Regions from separate parts of the Homo sapiens genome. Here region 2 is linked to region 1. The links are chromatin contacts, found by Hi-C or POLR2A ChIA-PET in ENCODE. All regions are on one chromosome and are shown on one strand. Each heading gives the region's core, a stretch centred on a gene start or an enhancer-like site at or near the end of the contact. The rest is flanking DNA. Distances are from core to core; before and after follow the strand shown.

Region 1 (2,863 bases), core at 175-2,674:
TTCAAGTAGAAAAAGGAAATCTTTTTTAAAACAATTTCTATCAAATTGGCAAAATACTGGATATTTTCAAAGTGGGGGAGGGATGCGCTCTCCTCCAAACTACTATAAAGAGATGGTAAATTTATATAACATTTTTGGACTTAGCTTTGTATTAACCATTTTGACCAGCAATTTCATTCCTAAGAACACATCTGAGGAAACAATCATGGATCTGTGCAAAAATGGCTGTATTTTTTGGTCTCCGTATCATGTATGATAGTGAAATATTGGAAAACAACTGTGATAGCCAACAATAACAGACTGGCTAAGTTATAAAACAAACTCAGAGACAAATTACTGAGGACACTGCTGTGGTCCAATCAATCTATAGATTTCAATATTTCTGGGAAAGTATTGCCAGAATGTAAGACAAACCAGGCAATACTACTATAGAAAATATTTGATTGAAAAAAATTACTAAAAAGTTCTGACTTTGTGCAGGATTTGGCTACCTGAAAGGCCAAGAGTACATGAAATTACTTCAGAAATAAGGTTTTACAGATTACTTTAACAAGCACTCCATCATATTTACTACAACTAGCAGAGTAACCAGGTTCAATCTTGGGATTCTTGGTAGGATTCTCGTTAACAAGAAGCCATACATGAATTTGATTATTAATTCATTGGGGATTTCTCCTCTCCTTATCTTCTATCTTACAGTGCCCAATATCTTAATTTTTTCCAGCCTCATAGTCTTGGAGTTCTGCCTATATTTCTGGTAAATCTTTTAAGACTCAGCATTGCTCCAGGATTTATTCTTTTGAAATCTGTTAAGAGGGTTTCCTCTTCGCTAACCCCATGGTGCGTGTTCTTTCTTTCTTTGTGTTCCCATAGCTATTTTCACTGTGTCTTTCAAGTAGCACAATGCGGTGATGAGGAGAGGGAAACTGGCTGAGAATTTTGAAGATTGGAAAATTGGGTCGATGCCAAAAAGTAGGAGTCTATGTATCCCTTTTGCTCATTTACTTGCTCAGGTCACTGAGGACTGGAAAGGCTGAAACTGAAACAGTAGGAGGGTTATCTTTTGTCAACAGAAGCAAGCAAAGGCGCAGATTTGCACATTTAAAGCGGTATTGTAGCTATGTAATGTGATGAAAGAGAGCTCTCTCCGACAGTGGATCCGTGAAAATTGATACGTGGGGAAACAGCAGATCATTGCCAGAATTTTTAAAAAGATTCTTCTTCTTATTTAAAGTCAAACTCTGATTCCTCCTCATTTACTTTCTAGTTCATGATGTTTTCTACCTCAAGTCTATCCTCTCTTGTCTTCAGAAAAGAGGATTTCAGCTTTCTATTTAACTGGATACTCATTAAGGCTCAGCCAGCAGCAGCAGGATGCCTGCCCCATCCAAGGAGGAGGGGCTCCAGCTGGGAAAAGGACAGAGCTTCTAGAGAGAAGCCCGGAGGCGGTCAGAGATGGACCTCAGCAGGGGCTGCACTTTTCAAAGCTGCTTTTCCTCTTTGGAGGAGAAAGAGGAGGATCAGAGGGTTGAAGTTCCCTCTTAGCACTTCTAACACCTACTTTGGACTTTATCACTACCAAATCAAGACTATAATGTGCAGTTGGTATGCCCATTTTAGTTAATTCAATTGGAAAAGAAAAAAAAAAAAAGACCTGCTAAAGACCTACTTACTCGAAAGATTTAGAAACAAAAGCCCAGGACTGTGGCAGCACAGGGACCAAGTGATCATAACTGCCATCGTCTTCCTTTCAAATGAAATGTAATCATATTTTTGCTCACACATGCTTAGGGAATTTCTGGCAAGATACCCAATTAACTACTGTCAATGATTATGTCTGGGGAGGGGTCCTAGGGCAATGACAGGCTGGAGGGAATTTTATCTTTTGCTTAATACCCTCTGTTCTGTTAGAGCTTTTAATAAAATCTGTATATAATTTTTATTTTTAAAAACTATCAATTCAGCTTTTAAGCTATTGAGTGTTCTAATTTTTAAAATGAACTACTTTGCCACTTAACATAAAGCGACGTAAACAGAAAGGAGTAAAGGAAATTTTTTTCTAGAGTTTCCTCTCCCCTATTCCAAGACTCAAATGCGAGCTATGTTCATTCAGATAGAAAGATGGACAATATGATGGTGGCTGCTTAGAAGCAGGAGAATTTGAATTTGAACACAGTGCTACAAACCTGAATGCATTTTATTGAATTTCTTCTTCTTCTAGGCAGTCATCTCACAGGACTACATGAATGGTTTTGGTGAGATTTCTTCTGTCTCAATTTCTGCATGTAAATTGAAAACTATAAAGCACATGGGTTAGAATGAACAAAGGCTTGGAATAGATGCATCCCCTTCCATTTGGAGCCCTGAATAAAAGTCATGGCTTAGAAGAAGGAATGGCAGAGAAGAGGGAGAGAAGGAGAGAAGATAAACAGAATTAATGGGCATAGTCTCATTTTACAATTAAATAAAGACACTTTAATGGATATATGGATATTTCTTATAGATGACAGAGCAACACCACAAGTATTTCTTGATTTCTACAGTTCAAGTGCTGCTTAGAAGGAATCTATTTCTTTTGTAAAATTATATAATAATTTATGGGCCCATGAGGAGTATCCCATTTAAAGGACTCTAATTAGGAATATTTTTGTAAAACTCATTCCATTAATTATCTCCTTTCTTTTATATCCCTTCAGCCTTTTGCATTCCATTAGTTCTTCCTTCTCATCAGACTTATTTATGACATTTTCATCCTAAGACAAAGAAAGAAAGAAAACTCTATCATGTCTCCTCTAGTTACTGCCCTCTCTCCTTCCCTTCACAGCTAAGTCCCTTCAAAAGGATGGTCTCCCCTAGGTCACCA
Region 2 (2,863 bases), core at 139-2,638, 96 kb after region 1:
TAGGGGCTCATTTTACTATTTTTGAGTATACTTACCATTTCTTATAATAAAAAATTTAAACAAGAATGCAGGTAAGTTGGATAAGAGATGTTACGGTAGTGTGGGCTTACAATTTTAGATCTCACTGAGTGGGAAGGCCTCACTGAGCTGACCTGTGAAAAAAGACCTACATGAAGTGATAAGCAGATATCTGGGACAAGCATTCCAGGCACAGGGAACAGCATGTGCAAAACCCTGGAGACAAGAGTATTCCTGGAGTGTGAAAGGACTACAAGGTGAGCAGCATGGCCAAGGCAGGGTGGCTGAGGAGGAGGCAGTAGATGGGGCAGGGCAGGGGGAGGAGGATCACACAGGGCCTGTGAGTCATGGGGGGGATTTTGCCTTTTACTCTGGGTGAGATGCGGGGCCACCAGAGCATTCTGAACAGAGGAATGACACGACCTAACATGGGTTTTGGCAGTTCTTGGAGCTTTGGGAGTGAAGGTCCGCTAATCCCTACGTATGGGGTCCACTGAGCATCCCTGAAGGCAGGTGCTTTTAAGACCTAGTTCTGTTATAGCTTCTGTTCTTAGATGAAGCAAAGGAGCCCATTTATTTTTTTGTTCCTCCATGTAACCCCACAAAAAATCACGTTTGTTCAAGATAGCTTCAGTGAGACTCTATCAAATTGAAACAAACTGCAGGAACAGACACTTTTTCTCAGTGCATGGCTGCCACTCTTGGAGAGCAGGAAAGATGTGCAGTAGGAGCACCTGAGCGGCTCTTCACCACAGCTCAGGAAGGGAGGGGAGGACTCTGAGGCTCAGGAGGAGAGGGGAGGACTCCATGGCTCAGGAAAAGTGGGAAGAATACCACAAAGTCTGTGCAAGGTGAGATCTCTCTCTGATTCATAGGTCTTCCACTGGTCTAAGGCTCTTTAAGAAACTTTAAGACAAAAAAGTACACTTGAACCAAAAGCAAATTTAGGTGTATATACATATTTATTTATTTTTAAATCTCATGAGAAATAATAAAACACAAAGACATTCCCTGTGCTCCTCAAGTAGTAAAATCTGAACCATTACCTGGAAGTTAAAGGGCATAAATAACTGAGTGGAGGTGGCTGTAAGGAGAAGCACTTTAATGAGTATTCCCTGCTGTATTTGATTGTTCAACTAGGCTTCTTCCATGAGGATCTTATTTTCCCTGGCATTTATCACGTCAGTAAGGTAGAGGAGCTCCTATCTGAAAATAGCACCTAGCGCTAAGTCTGTCTAAGGCCTCCCGTCCCTTCAGTCCCTGAAGCTAGCTTCTCTCCTCACTCCCATCTAAACCTGAAAAAGTCAACCCTCTCATTAGGCCTTGCCCACAAATACCTCCATCAAAGCTAGGACTCACACAGGAAAATGTGCTGCAGGAGCCCATGTGACTTCCTCACATAAGAATGTGACAAAACCAGTTTCCAGAGAGCTCTCATGCTCTGACTAATGAATGAGCAAGTATGAGCCGGATAGCTTCTTCTCACATTATTTTGCCTGTGGAATCCTTTTGTACTCAAGATGCCTGAGCCAAATGCTACATTTATTTTCCATGTAAAGGTTTTACTGGGAAAGGAAAATTTTTTAAAGATTTTTTAAAAATCCATTGTGTTCTTTTGCCGTGTGGTAGGAAGAAACATCGCAGCCTTAGGGCTAATTAGCGTTTATGTAGTGTTCATATAGATTGCTCTATATTCCCCTCATATTTACAGTCTGTCATCATTTTACATCTATAAACTACCTTTCCTCCATTAAATTTAATAATCTTGTTTTACAGAAAATGGCAGAGCAGGTGGAGAAGGTGGTCAAATGCCTTAGCATGGATCATATGGTTGTGGTGAAAGAGTTAGAATGCACACTACTCAGTGTTGATGTACACAGAGAAGCAATGCTCCCGGGCTGGGGCCCACCCCAAACCAGCACAATTAAACCCGTTTACAGTTGTTATCCAAGCAACCTGACATGGTTTCTGTACTTGGATCAACATTGAGTCCTTCTCCAGAACGTGATAGAAACATAAGGCAGAAGAAGGCTTTAGCCTACTCATGGAGGGCATTTTCTATTTCTTTTCTTTGATTCAACTTGAACACCTGACTGAGGGAGGCAAAATTCCAAGATCGGCCCTGGCAGTTAGGGCTCCTCTGTTGCAAAGGCTCTTGTGTAGCAAGGACATTAGTTCTTCTAGGCCATGAGGGTACTATTTAGAAGGGCCCTGGGAGGGAGATTATTCCCCTGATTTTGCAGCAAACCCATCTTTAGGAAAAAATGACCTAGGTATTGAGGTAATTCTGGTTCCAATGTAACTTTGCTCCTATCTTTCTTTCCGTCTTAAGTAGGCAAATCAGAATAATTTCAGTGTATTGCTATGAGCAGGGAAACAATGAAAACTATAAGCCTATTCACAGCTGCCCAAACCTATCCTGAGAAGCAAACTGGTTCTCAAAATACGATCAGCTAATGACACATTCTATACATACCTGCCACTTTATTAATGTGCTGAAAGCCAAATTGATTTGTTCTGGTTCTTCATCAAGGTTACCCAAAGCCTGAACCTGGTGTTTTTCACTGGGTGTGATTCTTCAGTTCAAAACAATGATGGACATTTTTCTTCCTTAGGGGACTGTTATGATCATTTTACTTCTTATGTTAGCTGTTGTAACAAATAGACCAGTTTTTCATGGTTAACGTAATAGAACTTTATTTCTTCCTCAGTTTTTACTTGGCAAGTGGCATTTCCCTGGGTGATCCTGAGACACAGACTTCTTCTGTCTTACCTGCCATCCCTTGGATCTTACGTTATCTGCATCAAGTGGGCAGAATGGAAAGAGAATAGGAAGTTCCGATCT

Evidence for each region. Hi-C counts contacts between places; a loop is a spot of excess contacts on that map. ChIA-PET counts read pairs that join two places held with the same protein, here RNA polymerase II (POLR2A). Pooled maps may share reads with other maps.
Region 2: a map of heart left ventricle shows a loop between it and region 1 (2.4-fold over the local background). The contact joins two enhancer-like sites. A Hi-C loop is called at or near these places in 6 of 168 maps with a recorded cell type or tissue (heart left ventricle, left ventricle myocardium inferior, right cardiac atrium and 1 more) and 10 of 50 pooled maps. POLR2A ChIA-PET finds 5 or more read pairs at or near these places in 3 of 52 experiments (BJ, CD8-positive, alpha-beta memory T cell and activated T-cell).

Annotation. Positions count from the first base shown.
Region 1 is chr6:111,888,092-111,890,954 of GRCh38, forward strand. No RefSeq gene overlaps it. Among named protein-coding and RNA genes, the nearest start is that of FYN, 16 kb to the left of the region's middle. RefSeq lists an enhancer at 803-1,748. Within about 2 kb of position 1,425, at least 5 of the 41 ENCODE cell types and tissues checked have a DNase peak (open chromatin) inside an H3K27ac peak, as active enhancers do.
Region 2 is chr6:111,983,928-111,986,790 of GRCh38, forward strand. All of the region lies in intron 2 of LOC105377947 (a long non-coding RNA gene), which reads left to right. Among named protein-coding and RNA genes, the nearest start is that of CCN6, 69 kb to the right of the region's middle. Within about 2 kb of position 1,389, at least 9 of the 41 ENCODE cell types and tissues checked have a DNase peak (open chromatin) inside an H3K27ac peak, as active enhancers do.